Regions from separate parts of the Homo sapiens genome. Here regions 1, 2, 4, 5 and 6 are each linked to region 3. Evidence: chromatin loops called from intact Hi-C (ENCODE). Cell type or tissue: PC-9. All regions are shown on one strand. Region 1 has its middle 3.6 kb from the start of MIR11400. Region 2 has its middle 100 kb from the start of PRSS58. Region 3 has its middle 53 kb from the start of MIR11400. Region 4 has its middle 19 kb from the start of OR9A2. Region 5 has its middle 6.8 kb from the start of TAS2R40. Region 6 has its middle 41 kb from the start of MIR11400.

Evidence for each region. Hi-C counts contacts between places; a loop is a spot of excess contacts. Peaks named below come from ENCODE experiments on the same cell type or tissue, not always from the same donor. Only the 100,000 strongest peaks of a DNase experiment are listed, where the experiment ranks them.
Region 1: a loop joins it to region 3, with 11 times the contacts of the local background. A loop is called at or near these places in 10 of 110 quality-filtered maps.
Region 2: a loop joins it to region 3, with 9 times the contacts of the local background. A loop is called at or near these places in 5 of 110 quality-filtered maps.
Region 4: it touches region 3 in a loop (5-fold over the local background); 6 of 110 quality-filtered maps call a loop at or near these places.
Region 5: a loop joins it to region 3, with 13 times the contacts of the local background. A loop is called at or near these places in 6 of 110 quality-filtered maps.
Region 6: it touches region 3 in a loop (1.9-fold over the local background); 2 of 110 quality-filtered maps call a loop at or near these places.

The regions. Positions count from the first base shown.
Region 1 is chr7:142,476,163-142,480,162 of GRCh38, reverse strand. It overlaps TRB. Among named protein-coding and RNA genes, the nearest start is that of MIR11400, 3.6 kb to the right of the region's middle. In PC-9, CTCF peaks have their summits at 1,335 and 1,536 (motif pointing left); DNase peaks (open chromatin) are centred at 1,142 and 1,482.
Region 2 is chr7:142,356,449-142,360,448 of GRCh38, reverse strand. It overlaps TRB and the pseudogene TRBV8-1. Among named protein-coding and RNA genes, the nearest start is that of PRSS58, 100 kb to the right of the region's middle. In PC-9, CTCF peaks have their summits at 2,164 and 2,380 (motif pointing left); a DNase peak (open chromatin) is centred at 2,288; H3K4me3 peaks cover 342 bases; H3K27ac peaks cover 647 bases.
Region 3 is chr7:142,419,139-142,423,138 of GRCh38, reverse strand. It overlaps TRB. Among named protein-coding and RNA genes, the nearest start is that of MIR11400, 53 kb to the left of the region's middle. In PC-9, CTCF peaks have their summits at 2,172 (motif pointing left) and 2,379 (motif pointing left); DNase peaks (open chromatin) are centred at 1,958 and 2,408; H3K27ac peaks cover 849 bases.
Region 4 is chr7:143,006,542-143,010,541 of GRCh38, reverse strand. No RefSeq gene overlaps it. Among named protein-coding and RNA genes, the nearest start is that of OR9A2, 19 kb to the left of the region's middle. In PC-9, CTCF peaks have their summits at 2,244 and 2,450 (motif pointing left); a DNase peak (open chromatin) is centred at 2,411.
Region 5 is chr7:143,213,229-143,217,228 of GRCh38, reverse strand. No RefSeq gene overlaps it. Among named protein-coding and RNA genes, the nearest start is that of TAS2R40, 6.8 kb to the left of the region's middle. In PC-9, CTCF peaks have their summits at 1,765 and 1,971 (motif pointing right); a DNase peak (open chromatin) is centred at 1,978.
Region 6 is chr7:142,513,840-142,517,839 of GRCh38, reverse strand. It overlaps TRB. Among named protein-coding and RNA genes, the nearest start is that of MIR11400, 41 kb to the right of the region's middle. In PC-9, CTCF peaks have their summits at 1,452 and 1,654 (motif pointing left); DNase peaks (open chromatin) are centred at 1,579, 2,536 and 2,969; H3K27ac peaks cover 3,398 bases.

The DNA of each region.
Region 1 (4,000 bases), 57 kb before region 3:
CTCTGGCATATGCATTTGTCAAAATTTACCATGTTGTCCTTGTATTAATATTTCTGTTTTTATCTCTATTAGTTAAACCTTAAATAAAATTGTTACTAAAAAGTAAACAGTTAATTGCATAAAATATGGGAGTCATTTACAAATGTATGCTTGTATTCTGTACAGCCCAATTTAAAAATGAATCACACAAAAATAAGAAAAGACAGGAGCACACATATCTGTAAGTTATGGAGAATGTGAGAAGTGCTTGGTGACTGAAGTGGCAACTTTAAAATTTGGTATCAAAATAAGCTCAACTGATGCGTGGGCTGAAAAACAACTGAGGATCAATATCAAGGAAAGCTATAGACAAACAAAAGCTGTTTACAATATCTTTATATGCTGTTGAAATCATTCTGACAACCATGAGCTGCTATACATTTCATAACTTGGAAAATTGGGCATTCATCACTCTCACATTCAGACTTTCCTTTCATTTTGGCTTTCAACAGATTGGCCAATTGGTGAAGTGATTTTTTTGCCCAGCAAGCAGCCTGCTCCCCTCTTTGTGAGTGGGGTTCCCGGGTGACCCGGCCCTCTCCCTTCGACAGCCTCACAGAGGGGAGTTGGGCACAGCACAGACACACGGGGTTCCCTGCACGTGGGGTTTGCACTCCCTGTGAAGCCCAGCTCTGGACCTCCCAGTCCTGCAGTTAATGGATCCCAACTAAAGAAACCTTGCCTCTAGGTATTCGCTTTACCTGTTAGTGCTAAGGAGGGATACAGGCTGGAGAAAAATAAAATGTTTGCTCAATATTATTCTGTAATATTTTACAAGAAAATCAATTGAGGACTTCATGGATTTTCATCCAAGCCAAAGTCATGATAATAGCTGAATTCCTTCTTTAATCTACCCTGAGAAGACTTAAACACTGCTCTCAATAACACAAATACTTAGTGGAGACTTATTTATAGTCTCTTTTTGGTAATTCTACTAGTCAATTATCATCAGGTCTAACGGCACAGTTTGGTGCATCTACTAACATTTTTCTTCTGTAGTCTGTTTACTTAGGTGTTTTAGAGCTTGTTCTCAATATTTTTTGTCCTCCAGAGAACACATGCCTGGTGTCCAATGGAATCTCAGCCAAGGTGATGTTATCAGTACGACTTCTGAACTTCTAGAATTCCAGATCACTCAAGCAGATTAAAGCTGTTGCCTGGCCAGACCTGCAGGGAAGATGAGGTGCAGCAGAGACGCACTGGGCTCAGGACACAGCCCACCCCTCGCTTTTCCCTTTTCCTCTGAGGCAGTTGCTCCTCTACACCTGCCCCTGACCAAAATTTGCCCCGGCCAAAATTCCTCAACTGTAGATGTCATTAAAGATTAGAGGGACTTCCCGTCTCTTGCATAGCTGTAGGTAGCCTAGCAATAACTGAAAGCTGCTGCAACATCTGCATAATACAGGATCCAAGCCCTAATTTTTCTTAACCCTTTCCCTCCTAGGATGCTCTCCTAGACTCCCCAGAGACCTTTCGAGCTCAGTGGACCACACTGCCATCTTGTGGCCAATACGTGAAGTTTCAACATTGTTTCTTCTGTAATGGCCCAAGGAATGCTGGGAAGTGTCTGCAGAGGAAGCTGCCAGAATATTCCAGAAGTGCCATCACGCTGGTTTTATGAGCAGCTTCCCTTAAACCCTAAGTCTAACATTAGTTCTAACCCTGATTATTGCTTTGAGTTACCAATCTTAATATCCCACCCTCATTCTGAATAACACTTATCACATAGGTCCAGTTATAGTTTAACTTTTTCTCCCTTAAAACTACCATCTAAAGAAAGAGTAACAGAAGGAGAGGAATGAAAGGAAATAATATTTGGCTTAAAATAGGAAGAAAACACAGACATTGAAGTATAAAGAGATTATTTAATCTGAATCACTAAAGATAAACAAATCGTCCTCCAAAAATGACAATGTTACCCCAAAAGTATAGATCAGCAAAAGATGAAGTCAAATATCTATTAATAAAAAGTAAAATTGAAATATATAAAACGAGACCTCTTACAAGGCAATAAGCAATGAATGGTGGAGGGAGCAGTACCTAATGCAGAAAATAAGGATGGATATAACTAAGACTAGCAAAGGGGCTGCTACAGGAAATGATCAGCTTGTACAATGCACATCCACTGATCTGAGCACCAAACACGGAAGAGATGATTCTGAAACAGGCAGAGGAGCAGCGGGAGATGAGGACACGCTGGTACAAAATAGCATCATAAGGAAGCAAATCAGCCGGGAGACTGTGGATTAGATGACTTTGCTTTCTCCTGTCTCCTGTGACAGCTGAACTGGACCATTTTCCTCTCCAAGGATTTGCTCCTGCACCCTGAGTTAGAGGCCCCTGGGATTTGCTCCTCGTCAGATTCCCATGGATGAACTCCCACTCCCTCCTTGTTGAGCACAGTCTGAAGGAGAGGTCATCTCTCCCTCCCCTTCAATCCCACAGTATTGGGGAATGGCACAGACTTCTCAATTGGCATCGATCTCTCTCATGGCATGCTCACATGCCCCCTAACTGTGCCTTTTCATTTCCACTAGACTGAAAGTTAGATGTAGGCAATGAAACTTAACACCTTTATCATAGATACCCAAGTAACTGCTCTCAAAATTATTGCTATTTCTTTCACTGCCTTGGGTTACAGCTGAACTTTCCTGTACAGCACAATTTCCTGTAAAGGCACAATTTCTTAATGTGGCTTAACCACAAAAACCTTCCCAAGTGCCAAAAACAATATAACTACCAAGGGATTGCTCTCCTCATTGGTGAGATGGCACAATAAAACAAAAACAAAGAAAATTTTGTCAAATACTTTAAAGGAGACCCAGAACCCCAGTCCCTCTTATACAAACATCACTGTTTGGCCTCCCTCTACCTAAGAGACAGGCAGAGCCATTCCTGTGCCCTGCACCTGGTGGGAAAGCCCTGCTGGAGCCTGTGGGGAGCTGGTGAGGATGAGCCTTGGTGATTCTGCCTCCAGAGCAGGGATTCTCGGGGAGCTCTGGACAACTTCCAGGGACTGAGATGGAGAGTGGCCACACTCCGTCTTGGAGAGGAGAATATTGAGGGTGTGACCCTTCTGACCTCTCAGCCTAAAGTAAAAGCAGAGTCATTCCTGACTGGTGGGGAGCTGCTTAGTCTCCAAAGCAAAATTGTCCTTTTTACAGGGTCTCTCGTTGCCACAGAAGAATAGCGGGGCTGTAAGTGTTTCACAACCCAGAGTTGCTGCTTGGCCATCTCTGTTCCCAATGACTCCAGCATCTGAATATTCCATGCAAGGAAAGATAATTTGTAAATAATGAACTGGTTCAGTGATACCTTTAGTTACATTCAAAATAGTTGTCATGTTCCAGACTGGCGTGCTTGCAGGAGACACAGAGCTACAGAGCAAGAGAATTTGGGAGCTGGATAGAAATGGGAGCAATCAAGGCCCCCTTAGATGATGGCTTCTAAGAACAGAGTAGAGGAGACATAAATTCTGAGCCCTTTTGTCCCTAAAAGACATGGCATAACAGGGACATCAGAAAATACTCCAGTGATGTGCTGATAAACTGGGTGTCTGTGAAGGTGGGGGCATGGCTGGTAGCATTTGCTAATTTCTGTTGTACCAACATACCCACCATGGCAGATTTCAAGCTCCCAGCATGGCTTCACTGAACAGGGAGCTGGGAAAAGTATGCCTATTTGATTCTTCTGACTCATACAAGCTGGCTCCAGCACATCCCTAGACTCAAGAGCAAAGCTTTCAAAGTTCGTCAATGCTTCCTACTCAACATACTAAAATGAGGCCACAGCAACTATAGCACACCTCATTGTTTTCATGATAGGATCAGTGTGTGATCCTGGATCTTGGAATGGACAAAGGGATGTTTGTGCAGAGAAAGGATTTCTGAGTCCTCTGAAGCTGCCAAGATCACAGAGCAAATAGCTATGTTGGTTGGTTGGGGAGCCGCTAGCCTTTGAC
Region 2 (4,000 bases), 63 kb after region 3:
AAGAGTTATAAGATCTCTCAAAATCATACAATTACATGGAAATTAAACAATCTGCTAGTGAATGACTTGGGTAAGCCATAAAATGAAGGTAGAAAACAAGACATTCTTTGGCACTAATGAAAACCAAGATTAAATATACTAGAATCTCTGGGACACAGCTATAGCAGTGTTAGGAGTATTGTTTACAGAACGAAACACCCACATAAACAAGTTAGAGAGATCTCACATTAGCAACCTACCACCACACTTAGAGGACATAGTAAAACAAGAACAAATAATCCCAAAGCTAGCAAAAAAAAAAAAAAAATTAGCATCAAAATGAGATCAGCTGACAAGGCGGCTGGGAAACAACTGAGGATCAGTGGCCGAAAGAAAGCTGTCGACAAAGAAAAACTTAAAAAAAAAAACAAACCACACATGGTTGAAATTATTCCAAGAATCGTGAACTGTTACACATTTCACAATTTGGGAATTGGGCATTCATCATTCTCACAATTTAGCCTTTTATTCTGGTCTTCAGCAAAGTGGCCAATTGGTGAACTGATTTTTTTGCCAAGCAAGGAGCCTGCCCGCCTTTATGGCAGCCTCACAGAGGGGTATTGGGCACAGCGTAGACACAGGAGGGGTCACTGCATTTGGGGTTTGCACTTCCTGTGAAGGCCAGCTGTGTACCTCCCAGTCCTGGAGTTAATGGATCTCATCTTAAGGAACCCTGCTCATGTGTGTGAGCTTCAACCTGCACGTTCTAAAGAGGAATAAACGCTAGAGGAAAATAAAACGTTTGATCATTATTATTCTGTAATATTTTACAATAAAAACGACAAGCTCATGGATTTTAATCCAAGCCAAAGTAATGGTAAGAATTAAGTTCCTTCCTTAAGATACCCTCAGAAGGCTCAAACACTGCTCTATGCTCAGAGGTAATAAGTAGAGGCTTAGCTGATAATCTCTACATAATAATTTCACTAGTTGATCATCGTCAGGTATAATGGCACTATGCGATGGATCTACTAACATTTCCTATAAGTAGATTGTTTATTTAGGTCTTTTATAAATTGTTTTCAATACTTTTTGTAGTGTTTGGTATCCATTGGCATCCAGGCCAAGGTGATGTTCTTTGTACCACTTGTAGACTTGTAGAATCCCAGATCACTCAAGCAGGTTAAAGCTGCCCAGCTGCTTTCTGTTTTTTTTTCTTTTCTCTCATAAAGAAAATGAGACACAAATTTCATTTTGGGAGCTACTATTCCTATTTTACGCAACTGCCAGAATATTCTGAATTGAGTAAAATAACATTAAGTGTTGTTTGCATTCGTGCATCCACATCACAGTGATGGACCTCAGCTCACACTGAAGTTCCTGCTGCAGGAGGATGCACAGACTGGGAGCCCATTGCTGGGACATCTGAGAAGAGCTTCAAAAAAGGCATCTTTATCTCCTGGTTGAGATAGAGGCCTTGGGAAGGAGTGCCCACCTCCAGCCTGTGGCTGCCCTTTTTTGTGCAGAGAGCAGCTGGCTGTGCAGGGCTGCGGATGCACTGCCACAGAGGTACAGAGGTCTGGCTGGTGCTAGTAGACTCCAGGGTTGAGGGAAAATGCTTGAGCTTGTTTCCAGAGACATTGTACCCTTCCTTGGCACCGCCTTTGGTCATGCTGCCAATACTACCTGAATAATGGATCAGCCTCAGCCCCTATTCTTGGTCTTATTGATAACAGAACACTGAATAATGGTTCCTAATCTGAGCAAATTTCAGGATGATCTTTTTCCCTGTGTGTCTGTGATATCTTGGTATCTGGCTGATCCCTGCCTCCATGGGGGCTGTGGGAGAGGCAGGCAGAAAGTGAGGACAAGGCTTCAGAAGTGGCAGGACTCTGCAGAGGAAAGGGGAAAAAAAGGCTTGGAGCCTAGACTTTGGAAACGTGTGAAAGGTGGGCCTGTTGTGTTACTCCCCATGCCTACAGAGTTCACCTAGTCTGGGGCATTCTGACTGGGCTCAGGCAGGATCCACCTACTCTCATGGAGGCTGTTGCCTGGTGAGAGCTGCAGGGAAGATGGGGTGCAGCAGAGACGCACTGGGCTTAAGCCACAGCCCACCCCTCACTTTCCCATTTTCCTCTGAGATAGTTGCTCCTCTGTCTGCACCTGCCCTTGACACCAAGGCTGCCAGGCCAAACTTCTTCAACTGTGGATCTCATTAAAGATTAGAGGTATTTCCTGTATGTTGTATAACTGTAGGTAGTCTAGCAATAACTGAAAACTGCTGCAACATCTGCATGATATTGGATGCCAGCCCTGATTTTTCTTAACCCTTTCCTTCCTAGGCTGCTCTCCCAGGCTCTCCCCAGAGTCTCTTAGAGCCCAGTGGACCACAGTGCCATCTTGTGGCCAATAAGTGAAATTTCATCATTGCTTTTGCAAGGGAAATGGCCCAAGGGATGCTGGGAAGTGTCTGCAGAGGGAGCCGGGAGACTATTCCAGAAGTGCCATCCTGCAGGTTTTACAAGCAACTTCTCTGAACCCCGATCCCAACATTAGTTTTAACCCTGACTGTTCCTTTGAGTTATCAAGCTTAATATCCCACCCTCATTCTAAATAATTCTTACCCCATAGCTGCAGTTACAGTCTCACTGACATTTTCTCCCTTAAAACTATCTAAAGAGAGAGGAATAGAATAGGAAGAATAGAAGGAAATAATATTTACCCTAAAGTAGGAAGAAAACACAGAAAGTGAAGTGTAACGTAATTTCATTTCCATTACCAAAGATAAACAAATATGTCCCCCCAAATGACAATGGTACCATAAAAATAAAGATTAGCAAAAGTCTAGGCAGATAATGTGATTACCTTCAAGATGGGGTCAGATATGTGTTAATAAAAAGTAAAACTGGGATATAAAAAATAGGATCCCTTGGTCAGGCGTAGTGGCTTCTGCCTGCAATCCCAGCACTTTGGGAGGCCAAGGCGGGCGGATCACGAGGTCAGGAGATAGAGACCATCCTGGCTAACACGGTGAAACCCCGTCTCTATACTAAAAAATACAGAAAATCATCCGGGCGTGGTGGCGGGCGCCTGTAGTCCCAGCTACTCGCTACTCGGGAGGCTGAGGCAGGAGAATGGCGTGAACCCGGAAGGCAGAGCTTGTAGTGAGCCGAGATTGCGCCACTGCACTCCAGCCTGGGCGACAGAGTGAGACTCTGTCTGGGGGCGGGGGGTAAAGGATCCCTTGCAAGGCAATAAGCAATCATGGAGGGAGCAGTATCTAATGGGAAAATAAGGATGGATATAATTAAGACCAGCAAAAGGTCTGCTACAGTAAAAGAATAGCTTGTGCAATGCACATGTGCTGATCTGAGCAGCAGAGAGGGAGGAGATGATTCTGGAAGAGGTAGAGGAGTGGTGTGAGATGACGGTACGCTGCTGCAAAATAGTATCATAAGGAAGCAAATCAGCCAGGGAACTGGGGATTATATGACCTTTCTATCCACTATCTTCTGTGACAGACCAGATGAACCATTTCCCTTTCCAATGACTTGCTCTACAGTCCTTGCTCCGTCCCAGTTAAAGGCTCCCGGAATTTCTGCTCCTCAGGTTCCCATGGACCAACTCATTCCTTCGTCGTTGAGCAGAGTCTAAAGGGGAGGTCATCTCTTCGTGCCCTGAAGTCCCAGAGTAGCTGGTATAGTCCTCTCTTGTGGCTTGATCACAGGCCCCCAACTCTGTGCCTTTCATTTCCAGTAGACTGAAAGTTAGGTGTGAGTAATGAACCTTGAACAATGCCTTTATCAGAGGGCATGTAAGTGACTGCTTTCAGAATCATTGCTGTTTCTTTCACTGCCTCAGATTATATCTGAACAGAAAAGATGCACAATGGGAATGATTTCTTAAATTAATTTAACCACAAAAATCTTTCAAAGTTCCATAAATAATGCAACCAAAATAATTGCTCTCCTAAATGGTGACATTGTAGAGTGAAACAAAAAGCAAATAAAATTATGTCAAG
Region 3 (4,000 bases):
AGGGTCTTTGGATGGTGGCTTCATCCCATCACTGCCACAGTATAGGCTATCCCTGAAGAGAAAGTCTGTGATGGGGACTTAGGTGCATGTAGCTTATTCGGGAAATGATTCCAGGAAGAAGAAGTAGGAACGAAACATAAAATAGGGAAGGAAGAAGCCAGGATAAAAGTGCACAAACAACAAAAGAGTTTGTGTTGGAGCAATAGGAGATGGAATCCATCAGGGCCTCTCAGGAGCACACAGAATGCTGTCTGAAGTTTCTGCATGAATGGGCAGGCTGGAGCATTAGTCCTCTGTCTCAGCAGGGGCATCAGGAGCTCTGGCTGTCTTTGAGTACAGGCCAGGTGGGCTCAGATAATATCATGGAACAGCCCTGGGGAAGAAGCAGAGAGACTCCCAGCATGCACCTGTGGAAGGGCACTGCCAGATCGAGGCGAATGGGGACTTGCACACAACTGTCCACTACAGCAAGCCTGAAATCAGAGGTGGGCAGTGAGGATGTCGTGGAAGGCACTAGAGGCTCCTCTTCTTTCTAATAAAACCGCCCATTCTTCTATCAGCTCTTTTGTGGGATTGCTGATTGCTCTGAATTCACAGCTTTCTGGGAGCATCACACCTTCTTGCATATCAGACTCAGTATCAACCAGGAAGTGCTGTAAGGGGCAACATTTTTACTTTCCCTTAAGACACAACCATTTATGTTAGTTTTACCTAATTATCAGACTACTATCTTTGCATTTTAGATGACTTTGTGTCTTATTAAAAAATAATAAAATTAACTAATGAATAGCAATTATTTGTGTCTTTTCCCTCATGGTAAATTGCATCAGGTACTGGAAGACTGTGCTTTCCTTAAACAACATCTTATTTCCTTGCTGTGCAGCTGAGAAACCTCCCTCCTCACACAGCCTCCATAAAAGCAATCACATGGCCTCACCCATAGAACTGCTATAGTGGAGAAAACTGAACCTTGATTTTTGTCACAATGAAAGATGAAAAGATGTTTTGCCTGGAAGTCATATCCTCCTTGGACTTGTCAGTGGAGAGGCTATAATGATCACATATGTGGCATAATCTTCCCCTCCTGCTAATGGGGACCTGGAAACGGAAGGCCAGGTGAGAGGACAAATCTACAGAGTGGGAACAGTGGATAGAGGTGTTGGAGGAACAGGCTTCAGCCAGTTATCTTTTTTTTAATTCACTATTTATTGATGTATATTAGATGTACATATTTTTTAGGTAGATATGATCATTGATACATTTGTATAATCAAATCATGGTCATTGGGATAGGCATTATCTTAAATATTTATCTTTTCTTTAGACTAGGAACATTTGAATTATTCTCTTCTCACTATTTTGAAACGCATAATTGGCTGATGTTAACTACTGTCACACTACTACTGATCTATCCAATGCCAGGTCTGGTTTCTTCCATCTAAGCGTATGTGAGACCCAGGAAAGCTGCTTCAGTCAAATGTATAAACAGGTAAGATAATACTTATTTTGAATGATTTCTGTCAGAATTAAAACAGGTCACATAAAGAAGCAGCAGAGGGGCCGGGCACAGTGGCTCACACTTGTAATCCCAGCACTTTGGGAGGCCGAGGCAGGCAGATTGTTTGAAGTCAAGAGTTTGAGACCAGCCTGGCCAACATGGCGAAACCCCATCTTTATTAAAAATACAAAAAATTAGCCAGGCGTTGTGGTGGGTGCCTGTAATCCCAGCTACTTAGGAGGCCGAGACAGGAGAATCATTTGAACCCAGGAGGCAGAGGCTGCAGTGAGCTGAGATCAAGCCACTGTACTCCAGCCTTGGTGACAGAGCAAAGCAAGATGCCCTCAAAAAAAAAAAAAAAGAAGCAGCAGAGAGTGCCTGGGAAAGGCTGCCACCAGATCCTGAACCTCAGTCAGGGCAGGAATATTTCTGGCATTTCCATAGGAAACTGGCCTTTCCAGTTACTGGCCCTGCAGGACACTGTGAGCTCACTGCATACTTAGGCAGGCCTCAGGCTCTGCTATTCCATGTTCCATTCCTGGTCTGCAGGGCCCCTAAACGAAAGGTGGGGCAGGTGCAGCACAGTGCCCACATGCTCACAACAACCCCTATTTTCCTATGCCTGCCCACCCTGTCCCTGTCCTGAGAAGCATTCCCCAGCCCTTGACACCCCAGCCTCAGCACCCTCCACTGTCCATACAGACACAGAGACACTTTTTCCTTGGGGCAAATTGAGGCCTTTGGCACCCCTACCCTTCTCTGGCAGTATTTAACTCAGGATCCACTCTGAACTCAGATTGCCCTGCTGATGCCAGCAGACAACCAGGCTTCCCTTCAGCCCTCCTCTCCTGGGTCACCCTCCCACCGCTCTCCAAGGTTCCCCACTGCATTGTGAAGCCACAGTGCCTCCACGTGGCCAACTGTCCAGAGTCTCATGGATTCACACTTTCTGAACTGATGTGCTCAAGATTGTCCAAATCAGGAACAGGGATTCCCGCATCTCCGCTCCTACAAACCCTACCCTCTCACACACACAACCTCAATGCTTTCCCAAGCAGGCCAATTTAGGGTTGATCTTCAAATCCACCCTTAGCCAGTGGAGACAAAAGGGTGCATTAACCAATATTTTGATTGCTGATAAATGTTACATAATTGCAATTCATATGATAAGATGAAAGAGAGAACCCTGAATAACACAGGGCATAAAGTAAAACAGCTTGAAGAGATCAAACAGATCCAGCCTGGAAACGCGATATTCCATGTCTCCTTTTGATTGATCAGACACATATCTCTTCATATTTTGTACTTGGATTATTTACAGAATTTTAGATAGTGCATTTTATAATGGAGGTCTCTGGGCTTTTTCATATTTAATTCTTAATTTATAGAAAGTCTTGAAATAAACAACCCTATCAGCTATAACTTAGGCAGATTGAGTGGTCTGACATTTCCTGTCACTCCCCAGAACTGCCTATGAGCTCCACCAATCACCCAGTGCCTCTTAGTAATGAAATCCAAAGAGAAACTATTTTCATGTGGATGAGTCTCCATGAGAAAATGCACACACACACGTGTACACACTCACACATATAAACACATGCACACTCTCACACTCGCACTCATACACACGGTATCTTCTTATTGCAAGGATGATAAGATTCTATTACCGAGCACGGTGAATTTTTCTTACAGTGTTTTAGGGTGCTTTCTGAGATGATGATGTTTCCAGCCTCAAAAAATGTGGTTTTGGGAAAATGTGGTTGTGGTGAAGAATTTATTTTACCAGATCATGAGACTGGATAAATACTATTATAACATAAATTTCTTTGTTCCAAAAGGATGTTTGCAAATTCCAGCTTTAGATGTGGTTAGGATACTGTGTAACATTGGTCATTAATCCTGACTGGGGAAACACATTTGCTTGGAATATTGCAGAAGTTGTATGGAAAATTGAGACTAGCCATAATGACTCTCTGTTGTATTTCATGTGGAGGACGAAGCCCCTTTTGAAGTGAAACTCTGCTAAGTAAGAAAGTACACATAGAATTCAACTATTATATTGAGAGAATGTGAAATATTATTGTCATTTACTCAATAGAGTCAAAATAAATTTACTTATCATCTATTATGTGCCAAACTCTCTGTGACATAGTGAAGATAAAAAAAGGTGAACAAGGGTAGAGGTCATTGCATCAATTTTTTTTTTGGCAAAATTAAATATTTCACATAAAATTTTTGTAAGATTTGGCTATGATTCAAATTTGATCATGCTTTTTTTTTGAGATGTAGTTTCGCTCTTGTCACCCAAGCTGGAGTGGAATGGCATGTTCTCTGCTCACCGCAACCTCCGCCTCCTGGGTTCAAGCGATTCCCTTTCAGTTTCTATTCCATGTAAGCTACAGGATTCCCAGACCTCTTGAGGGAGTTAGGGTTTTCAACAATTTCTTTCTCCATTTTTTTAAACAAGTTCCCAACTACTACAGAATAAATCAACTCATTTTAT
Region 4 (4,000 bases), 590 kb before region 3:
GAATATGTATATAATAATATATATATCTATATGTCATAGGCAAATTAACAGTAACAAAGATTGCAAGTTGGTTAGATTGCTCAGGGAACCAATGGAAATAGAGGAAGATTCATAGTCAGATCCTAAAAAGAATTTCCCAGGGTGCAGAAAGTGTAACTAAAATATGAAAGGAAGGAAACATAAATAAGTGAATGTTGATAAATGAAGGAGTCTGTTCATTAATCTATAAGCAAGACTACAAACTCAAAGTAAGATTACCCAGCCCTTCCAAGGGCAGGCTGGGCACGACAGAAGCAGAAACCTGGGGTGAGGCAGGGGCCACAGTGCAGCGGACAGCTGCCTGATCAAGCCTTTTGACTGCCGCTCTGTTCCCCTGTGTGTACGAAGATCTGCTGCTTTGCAGAAAGCTCGAGACCCAGGCCATGTTAAGAGAGAAGAGGCCCAGATCAAAAATGTTGCAGCAGTGATTTTTGGGCCTTTCTAGAAAGAAAGGTGGTATTATGGTGAGTAATGCTTCTAGAATGTTGTGTGTGATGGGGGGAGCGAGAGTATAAGCTGTATGCGTAGACCATGCGGCGTTACGAGTTGAAATATACAAGTAAACACTTCTAAAGTCAGCGTGCAAAATTAAGGTGTTAGAAGAAGTTTCAGATGAAAAAAATAATTAGAAAGAATGACTTGTCTAATGATGTAAATGGGCCAGTGTCTTATTTATATGGATTATATTTATATTTTTTTCCCTTGAGCTAAAATAAATGTATGATGTGTTGATATAAATTTGAGTGGGAAATTGGAGAGATGGGGAAGATGGAGAGACATGTGAGTAGATATCAAGGTAACTGAAGACCATTCAATGTGTGGAGGGACAGAGACAGATGGAAGGAGACTTGGGGACTGAGTAAGGAAGAAAGGACTATACATTAGAAAGGATGATTCAGCTTAGAGCAGAACTGGAGACGACTTGAGGCCGTGAAAGGAAGATTCACAAAGTCAGGGCTGGGGAACAAGGAACAGAGGCAGGGGCTGGTGGAGCTAGGGAGAGTTCATGCATGCAAATTCCGGGGGACACTAGCTCAGCTGGCTGACACTAGGGCAGAAAAGCTGGGGTCCAGTAGGCAAGGATGGGAGAGACTCTAAATACCACAGAAACAGCAAAGCTGCTTAGGAGTGAAACTTAGCTTTTAGCAATAATGACTACCATTACTGACAACATACTTCCAGCCGTCATGATGAAGACATTGCATACATTATTGCTTTTTTTAAAAAATTGTATTAAATTTAGGAGATAATTTTGTTAAATGCATAGATTGCATAGTAGTTAGGGCTTTTAGGGTATCCATCTCTCAAGTAATGTTTATTGTACCTATTAAGTAATTTCCCATCATCCATCCTTCTTTTCCTCCCCACTCTTCTGAGTTTTCATTGTCTATTATTCCACACTCTGTGAGCACATCATTTAACTCCCAATTATAAATGAGAACATGCAGTATTTGTCTTTCTGTGTCTTGGTTGTTTCACTTAAGATAATGACCTCCAGTTTCATCCATCACACACATTATTTATAATACAATAGCCTTGCTAAGAAAAGGTTATTATCTCCACTTTACAGGTGAAGAGCGTGAGGGCCACAGAGGTTAAGAAACATCTTGAAAGTGACAGAAATTGTATTTCAACTTGGTTCTAGCTGATGCCAAAGAGCTACCCTGAGGTTTCCCAGCCACTATTGTGAGGTGCTCACAAACCACTGCCAATGCGCTGACTAAATAATACTGGCTACATTCAAGCGTATGCAGCTGATGCTCTTACAAAGAAAATGCCCACCCATTGAAGAGTATTGCTGATTTTGCAATTTTTGTATTGCATGAATTTTCTCAACGAAGGGATAAAAAGGATCCATTTAATAACTTTTAGCGTCAAGTGGGGGATTCTCACAATTTGTTAGGGGAATTCTGCCGCTGAAGGAGTTTGGTAGCCACCGTGTGCTGCCTTTCCCAAGCCAGCCATGTTCTGCAGCCTGTGTAATCTCCAGGCCAATAGCATGCACAAAGTACTCAGTTCAAGGACCTCGACCGTGTGCAAAAGGCATTGTGCACTGCCTGCAGATGTGTGACTATGAGGCGCTCAGAGGAACACACTGCAGAACGAATGAGGTGAAGGAGAGACTAATGGGCTGAGCCTGGGGTATTAAACTGGATCTATATGAGAGGAAGCCACCGTCTTCCGTGGATGCTGCTAATTACAGCGACGAGATTATATGAAATGATTTTTGCTTGAGATAGTTTCTGCTATCATTGTATTTTTCTCATTTTCCAAGTTAATTAATTTTTATTAACAGTTTGTTGTTACCGCCTACCTTCCAAAGAATCAGGACCCAGAGAGGCCACGATGCCAAGTGTCAGAGGCGTGTGCGGTCTCAGAGGTGTGGATTCAGCTCCACCTGGTGGCAGCTCTACGTAGTGCAGCGGAGGTACCGGGGCGCTCAGGCCTCCGACTGCAAAGCCTGTTCCCCGGAGGATGAAGGGAGAAAGGGGGCAGAGCCTGTGCTTATTGCCAGAGTGAGGGGGAGAGTAAAAAACACAAAAGATCGAAAATATCGGGGACAATTTTTTGAAAACTTGAAACAAAAATAAGAGACATTCTGAAGCAAATCAAATTTTAAAAAATGGTTTGAGGGAGACCCACGAACCAAGACACTCACTGAGAATAATAGCAGAATGATTTCCATGAATAGGGAAACACAATTTAACTATTTTTTTTTTTTGAGACGAAGTTTCGCTCTCGTTGCTCAGGCTGGAGTGCAGTGGCGCGATCTTGGCTCACTGCAACCTCCGCCTCCCGGGTTTAAGCTATTCTCCTGCCTCCGACTTCTGAGTAGCTGGGATTACAGGCAACTGCCAATAGGCCCTGTTAATTTTTTTTATTTTAGTAGAGATGGGGTTTCGCCATGTTGGCCAGGCTGGTCTCGAACTCCTGACCTCAGGTCATCCACCCGCCTCGGCCTCCCAAAGTGCTGGGATTACTGGCGTGAGCCACCGCTCCTGGCCAATTTAACTAATTTTTAAAAGTTTGATAGAACTATGATCTTAAGAAGAAAGGTTAATTGAAAGGGATTCAATGCTGTGTTGATTCCCTCCAGAAGAGCCTGGGGCAGAGGTTGGTGAAATGGTTAAAACTGTAAACCCATGTTGCTATGTCTGGGAAAATCCTGTTCTCAGGTACGCATTTAACTGGGATGTTACCAACACATTTACTGTCTCCTTGGGGATTACAGAAGGCACACATTATACTGTTTTTACTGAATATATTGAATGCTACCAATAATATAACCAGTCCATGGAGCACATGCCATGAAGTAGGTCTGTCAGAGAGATATTACCTGCCTTGTCCTCACCAAACCATGTAAATTAAATACTCTGTCCCACGTTAAGGATAAGGAAAACAGGGATTCAGAGATGTCAGGTAACTTGCCCGAGTTCTCCTAACTACACAAACGCCAAGAGGAGATTCAAATTCAGGTCCCTAATTCCAGATCCTGTTCTTTCAATTCTATCATGGTGCTTTTCTTTGAACCACATGCATTTGAAATTTGATTTTAAAGTTGGTTTTAAATTGATTTGTCAAATTATTAATAAATTCATATGGCATAAAGTTCAAAAAGTACACAAGTATAGGACCACGTGAAAACAAATAACATGAAAAGCAATCTCTTTCCCAGCCATCCAATCTCACTTCCCCGTGGCAGCTGTGTTTTCAGAGCCTTGTATATCTTTCCAGGGTATGTGACCATGTGTAGGATTAAGAAATGTCAGCATCAAAATGATTGAGTCTCCAACATTATATAAAATTTTATTTGTATAACTAAGGCAAAAAGTCACAATAAGAGGTTAATTGACTTGAACATCAAAATTAAAACAACTTAGCTTGCTCCAACAGAAATTTAAATTCAGTCAAAAGCTAAGCACAGAGGAGTTTCAAAATAAAATGAGTTAATTCACCATTC
Region 5 (4,000 bases), 790 kb before region 3:
GTGTGCATATTTGGCAAAAGATGTAATTTAAGAAAACAGTGTAGGTGCCATTATGAAACAAACCACTGGAAGAAGAAAGAAGAGGGCCATGGAAGAGACATGTGATCAAAACCTAAGGAGCTGAAGAGAGAATTGTAATGTCAACAAGGTTTGTCTTGGTTGTTTAAGAAATAAGAAGTCATAAATAAAAAATCTGCCTGGGACATCAAATTCTTCACAGATAGCAAGTTGTAAAAGAGAATCTACTGAATGTAGCGGAAATTGTGTGTCCTGAAAAGATACAAGCACGTGCAAATGTAAATGTAACTAGAAATACTGTTGCTCAATGCAATGGAAATGTGACTAAGAAATGAAAAGAAAAATCATGTGAAAAAATTTTTAAATGGTGGCATTTGCTATTGCAGTTGGTGAAGATACATATTTAGTAATATTTAGATGTAGTAATGAGCTCTATTAACCACCATGGGGGTTAAGAATTTTTATATGACTGAAAAATATTTTGGACAGTGTGCTCATGACAGACACAACCTTAGGAAATGATTAAGAAAATAATTTTTTTGTGTGTATAGAGGAAACTTTCAAACAATTTAATGCAGAAGACTTGTGTGCCTATAGGATGATATTCCTGGGATGAGCAGTGTTTATATCAGACTTGCAATAAAACTTAAACTCTAGGTGGCAAGTTATATAAAGACACAGGCTTTACATCTACTTGCTTGCATTATTTAGCAGGAATTGCTTTCTGCGAGAAGCTAAAAATTGAAGATGTCCCGAACACAGCGTTCATACTGTGAGCTGGATCTCCTTGTAGGGCTTCAGGCACAGAGTGTTGGATGCACTGTGTGATGAATTGGACACGTAGCATGGCAGTCTGCTCATGACACAGAGGGTGGGTGGCTTAGTCATGGCTGAAAGCAAAGCAGCATTGTTGAACAGTTAAGAGAAATGAACTTATTCACATCATTGGAGGGAAAAAAGCTTTGCTTATGTTAAGCAGCGAAGATTGTTATCATATAATTGACCTTTGGGGTAGACAAACACTTTGAATATTTCCCCGCAAAGGCATCCACAAAGCAGTTATAAAATGTAGAATAGAGTCTGCTGCCAAGGGTGTTAAAAAAAGAAAAAAAAATGTTTTAGGAAGGCATATCTGGCATCGTTACTAAGTCCTCTTTTCTGTGGTTGGAATTAGTTTCTAGAAATACAACTGATGGCCTGAAACCTGTGATAAAAATTGTGATACACTGAAAACTGATTCCTCAAAATGGCTTATTGATTTCAGACTTTGTGAAGATAACCTCCCATTGTTCAATGCACCTTGTCAATTCCTACTTATAGTGTGAAAAATGACTCATGGTGTGATATAGGATTGGACATTTTGTACAGTGACACTGGAATGCCAGGCTTCTACAAATATCTTCACAGTTGTGCAAAGACTCATATTTTAAAATATCTACGTTTTTGAACAGCTCTCTCCCAGTATTAAACTAATTAGGACTAATTATCACTTCTAGTTAATGGGTCCCAGTCAAGGCTGAATTCTGTTTTCATTATACAACTTAACACAGGTTTAACAAGGACATATTGGTACTGAAGAAAAAGTGAGCAAATTGTAAAATAAAATACTAGAAATGAAATATTTATATTTTATCTTTTTTTCAATTCTGAATTTAAGATACAATCTTCAATATCACATATATATTCATACACATACACATTATCTGGTATGGTTGCAGTCTTAGTTTAGAAAAATAAACACAGTGATTATTTTCCTGACAGTTGGTTTGTTTTGTCATACGGCTGCCATGTTCGCCCGTACACCTTGACGTCTCTGGCTTCTGCAGACCCTGGAGTTTTGAATGAGCTCTTCCAGGCCTAGGTCTTACTTAGGAATGGATTATGTGTTAGCAGTAAAGCTTATTAACAGTTTTCACCACAAGATGGAGCCTTATGAATGCCTCTCGGAAAAGGGAGCAATTCCTTAATTCGCCCACTAGTGGGCAGGCATGCTCTTTCTAAATAGGAAACTTCTGGGGAAACCTTTCAAAACCTATTTGAGACAATTGACTGAGAGTTTTACCTCCTCTCTTCTAAGGAGGTCTCTGATTCTTTGTACTTATGATCAGTTATTTCAGACAGTTTTCAAGAGAAAATTTATATTGTCTCTTAATCAAGCCTCTTTAAAAAAAAATATATTTTAGTGAAAGGGTCTTGCTATGTGGCCCAAGCTGGAGTGCAGTGGCTATTCACAGATGCATTCACGGTGCATCACTACAGCATCGAACTCTTGGCCTCAAGTGATCCTCTGGCCTCAGTTTCCTGAGGAGCTGAGATTATAGGCATGTGCCACTCTCCCCAACCACATATACTTTTAATTAACAGATTGGTCAGTATATTTTTGCAAGATAAATTGCAAATGAAAACTATAGTCCTTAAGTAGACTAACTTTAATTGATTACAGATGCTATTTCTAAAGAATCCAAAACATGCTGGGCGAAGTGGCTTACTCTTGGAACCCCAGAGTAATTTCAAGGCAGGAGAGGAGGCCAAGACAGGAGGATTCCTTGAGGCCAGGAGTTTGAGACCAGCTGGGCATCATAGTGAGACCTCATCTGTTAAAAAAAAACATTAGCCAGATATGATGGTGAATATCTATAGTCCCAGCTACTTGTGAGACTGAGGTGGGAGGATTGCTTGAGGTGGGAGGTTGAGGCTACAGTGAGCTGTGATCACGCCACTGCACTCCAGCCTGGGCAACAGAGGGAAACCCTGTCTCAAAAACAAAAACAAAAACAATCCAAAACATTAGAATGATATAATGCTACTGCTGCCAGTGACCTGCAAGATGGCTTAGCACAGGAGCTCCCCATATAGGGGTGAGTAAACGAAGTCCTTCAGAAGTGAGGGGAATTGACCAAAGCCATACACCTACTGAGGTATTATTGGACTATCAAGCAGAGGGTCTCAGAAAGTCCCTTCACACTTGCATTTGGATTTTCATTAAAATTCTCTGCTGGATTTTTTTTTCTGCCAATGAGGTAATTTCTTGCCTAATTAGGTTCTTCTCATCCAACCCAGGAAATGGCTATAAAATCTCATTTAGGCAATGTTCAACAATCTTTTTGCCCTAAATGAAGTAATTACCTGCGCTTGGGTATAGACACATACAGTGGCCATTAATTTTCAACAAAACTGGAGCCCTTTTTATTCATTCAACAAATATTTATTAAGTGCCCACGATGTCCCTGGGGATAAATAGTAGATAAGACAGGTTCCTGTCTTAAGAAGATGTACATTTGAATTTGTATGTGTGTTTGCAGGGGGTAGGAGGAAGGGGAGATATATGGTTTGGCTGTGTCCTCACCCAAATCTCATCTTGAATTCCCATGAGTTGTGGAAGGGACCTGGTGGGAGATAATCGAATCATGGGGGGAGGTCTTCCCTGTGCTGTTCTCCTGTTAGTGAATAAGTCTCACAAGATCTGATCATTTTATAAAGAGGAGTTCCCCTGCATGAGCGCTCTCTCTTTGCCTGCCACCATCCATGTAAGACGTGACTTGCTCCGCCTTGCCTTCCTCCATGATTGTGAGGCCTCCCCAGCCATGTGGAACTTTAAGTCCATTAAACCTCTTTTTCTTCCCAGTCTTGGGTATGTCTTTATCAGCAACATGAAAACAGACTAATACAGGGAGTAAGGGAGTTTGGGAAGGGTAGACAATAAACAAATAAATAATATAATTTCAGATGGTGATAAGTGTCATAAAGACAATAAGGTATTGATTTTCACAAGGGTGCCAAAACTATCTGGAGGAAGGAAAACTCTTAAAAAATGGTAGTGAAACAACTGAATATCCACATGCAAAAGAATGAAGTTAGACCTCCATCTTACACCATATACAAAAAGTAACTCAAAATGGATCAAAGATGTAAATATAAGAGAACATAAGTGTAAATCTTTGTGACCTTGGATTAGGCCATGGTTTCTCAGATATGAGACCTA
Region 6 (4,000 bases), 95 kb before region 3:
GCCTGGGTGACAGAGTGAGACTCTTGTCTCTAAATAAATAAATAAATACAATTTTTATCTCTGGGATAGAAATTGATTGGAAAGGAGCATGACGACACTTTCCTGCATGACAGAATTTTTTTTATAATCATTTCAGTTACTATTGCACTGGCATATGCATTTGTCAAAATGTACCAGGATGTCCTTGTATTAATATTTCTGTTTTACTCTCTATTATACTTTAATAAAAAGTATTACTAAAAAGTAAACAGCTAAATCATAAAATATGGGATTCACTTACAAATGTATGCTTGTATTCTGCACAGCCCAATTTAAAAATGAATCACACAAAAATAAGAAAAGACAGGAACACACATATCTGTGTAAGTTATGGAGAATGTGAGAAGTGCTTGGTGACTGAAGTGGCAACATTGAAATTTGGCATCAAAATAAGCTCAACTGATGAGTGGGCCGAAAAACAACTAGGATCAAAATCAAGGAAAGCTGTAGACAAACAAAAGCTTTTTACAATATCTTCATATGCTATTGAAATCATTCTGAGAACCATGAGCTGCTACAAATTTCATAACTTGGGAAATTGGGCATTCATCAGTCTCACAATTCAGACTTTCCTTTCATTTTGGCTTTGAACAGATTGGCCAATTTTTGAATTGATTTTTTTGCCCAGCAAGCAGCCTGCTCCCCACTTTGTGAGTGGGGTACTGGGAGACCCGGCACTCCCCCTTTTCAGCCTCACAGACGGGAGTTGGGCACAGCACAGACACACGGAGTTCCCTGCACGTGGGGTTTGAACTCCCTGTGAAGCCCAGCTATGGACCTCCCAGTCCTACAGTTAATGGATCCCAACTAAAGAAACCGTGCCTCTAGGTGTCTGCTTTACCTGTTAGTGCTAAAGAGGGATACAGGCTGGAGAAAAATAAAATGTTTGCTCAATATTATTCTGTAATATTTTACAAGAAAATCAATTGAGGACTTCATGGATTTTCATCCAAGCCAAAGTCATGATAATAGCTGAATTCCTTCCTTAATCTACCCTGAGAGGACTCAGACACTGCTTGATGCCCACAAATACTTAGTAGAGACTTATTTATAGTCTCCTTTGTAAAATTCTACTAGTCTATTATCTTCATCTCTAACGGCACAGTTTGGTGCATCTACTAATATTTTCCTTCAATAGTTTGTTTACTGAGGTGTTTCAGAAATTTTTGTCAATACTTTTTGTCCTCCAGAGAACATGTGCTTGATTTCCAATGGAACCTCAGCCAAGTTGATGTTATCAGTAAGACTTATGAACTTGGAGAATCCCAGATCACTCAAGCAGGTTAAAGCTGTTGCCTGGCCAGACCTGCAGGGAAGATGAGGTGCAGCAGAGACCCACTGGGCTCAGGGCACAGCCTGCCTCTCACTTTTCCCTTTTCCTCTGAGGCAGTTGCTCCTCTGTCTGCACATGCCCCGACACCAAGGCTGCCTGGCCAAAATTCTTCAACTGTAGATCTGATTAAAGATTAGAGGGACTTCCTGCCTCTTGCATAGCTGTAGGTAGCCTAGCAATAACTGAAAACTCCTGCAACATCTGCATAATATTGAATACAAACCCTAATTTTTCTTAACCTTTTCCCTCCTAGGCTGCTCCCCCAGACTGCCCAGAGCCCTTTACATCGCAGTGGACCACACTGCCATCTTGTGGCCAATAAGTGAAGCTTCATCATTGTTTAATTCTGTAATGGCCCAAGGAATGCTGGGAAGTGTCTGCAGAGTGAGCTGCCAGAATATTCCAGAGGTGCCATCCCGCAGGTTTTATGAGCAGCTTCCCTAAACCCTAAGTCCTACATTAGTTCTAACCCTAATTATTGCTTTGAGTTACCAATCTTGATATCCCACCCTCATTCTGAATAACTCTTATCACATAGCTTCAGTTATAGCCAAACTTTTTCTCCCTTAAAACTACCATCTAAAGAAAGAGGAACAGAATGAGAGGAATGAAAGGAAATAATATTTGGTTTTAAATAGTAAGAAGACACAGACGTTGAAGTATAAAGAGATTATTTAATCTGAATCACTAAAGATAAACAAAAACATCCTCCAAAAATGACAATGTTACCCCAAAAGTATAGATCAGCAAAAGATGAAGTCAAATGTCTATTAATAAAAAGTAAAATTGAAATATATAAAACGAGACCTGTTACAAGACAATAAGCAATGGTGGAGGGAGCAGTACCTAATGCAGAAAATAAGGATGGATATAACTAAGAGTAGCAAAGGGACTGCTATAGGAAATGATCACCTTGTACAATGCACATCCACTGATCTGAGCAGCAAACAGGGAAGAGATGACACTGGAAGAGGCAGAGGAGCAGCGGGAGATGAGGACACGCTGATGCAAAATAGTATCATAAGGAAGCAAATCAGCCAGGGGACTGTGGATTAGATGACTTTGCTTTCTCCTGTCTCCCGTGACAGCTGAACTGGACCATTTTCCTCTCCAAGGATTTGCTCCTGCACCTGAAGTTAGATGCCCCTGGGATTTGCTGCTTTTCAGGTTCCCATGGATGAACTCCCTCTCCTTCCTTGTTGACCATGGTCTGAAGGAGAGGTCATCTCTCCCTCCCCTTCAATCCCACAGTACTGGGGATTGGCACAGACTTCTCAATTGGCATTGACCTCTCTCATGGCATGCTCACATGCCCCCTAACTGTGCCTTTTCATTTCCACTAGACTGAAAGTTAGATGTGGGCAATGAAACTTAACACCTTTATCATAAGATACACAAGTAACTGCTTTCAAAATTATTGCTGTTTCTTTCACTGCCTTGGGTTACAGCTGAACAGGAAAAAAAGGCACAATTTCTTAATGTGACTTAACCACAAAAACCTTCCCAAGTGCCAAAAACAATATAACTACCAAGGGATTGCTCTCCTCATTGGCGAGATGGAAAAATAAACCAAAAAAAAAAAAAAAACAAAGAAAATATTGTCAAATACTTTAATGGAGACACAGAAACCCAGTCCCTCTTATACAAACATCACTGTTTGGCCTCCCTCTACCTGAGAGACAGACAGAGCCATTCCTGTGCCCTACACCTGGCAGGAAAGCCCTGCTGGAGCCTGTGGGGAGCTGGTGAGGATGAGCCTTGGTGATTCTGCCCCAGAGCAGGGATTCTCAGGGAACTCTGGACAACTTCCAGGGACTGAGATGGAGAGTGGCCACACTCAGTCCAGGAGAGGAGAATACTGAGGATGTGATCCTTCTGATCTCTCAGCCTAAAGTAAAAGCAGAGTCATTCCTGACTGGTGTGGAGCTGCTTAGTTTCTAAAGCAAAATAGTCCTTGTTTCAGGGTCTGTCAGTGACATAGAAGAATAGCGGGGCTCTATGTGGTTCACAACCCAGAGTTGCTGCTTGGCCATCTCTGTTCCCAATGACTCCAGCATCTGAATATTCCATGTGAGGAAAGATAATTTGTAAATAATGAACTGGTTCAGTGATACCTTTAGGTACATTCAAAATAGTTGTCATGTTCCAGACTGGCATTCTTGAAGGAAACACAGAGCTACAGTGCAAGAGAATTTGGGAGTTGAATGGAAATAGGAACAATTGACGGCCCCTTAGGTGATGGGTTCTAAGAACAAGAGTAGTGGGGAAATAAATTCTGAGCTATATTGGCCTAGCTCAGAAATGGCATAAGAGGGACATCAGAAAATACCCCAGTAATGTGCTGATAAACTGTGTGTCTGTGAAGGTGGGGGCATGGCTGGTAGCATTTCCTAATTTCTGTTGTACCAACATACCCACCATGGCAGATTTCAAGCTCCCAGCATGGCTTCACTGAACAGGGAGCTGGGAAAAGTATGCCTATTTACTTCTTTTGAGTCATACAAGCCATAGACTAAAGAGAAAAGCTTCAAACTTCTTCAATGCTTCCTACTAAACATACTAAAATGAGGCCACAGCAACTATAGCATACCTCATTATTTTCATGATAAGATCAGAGTGTGTGATCCT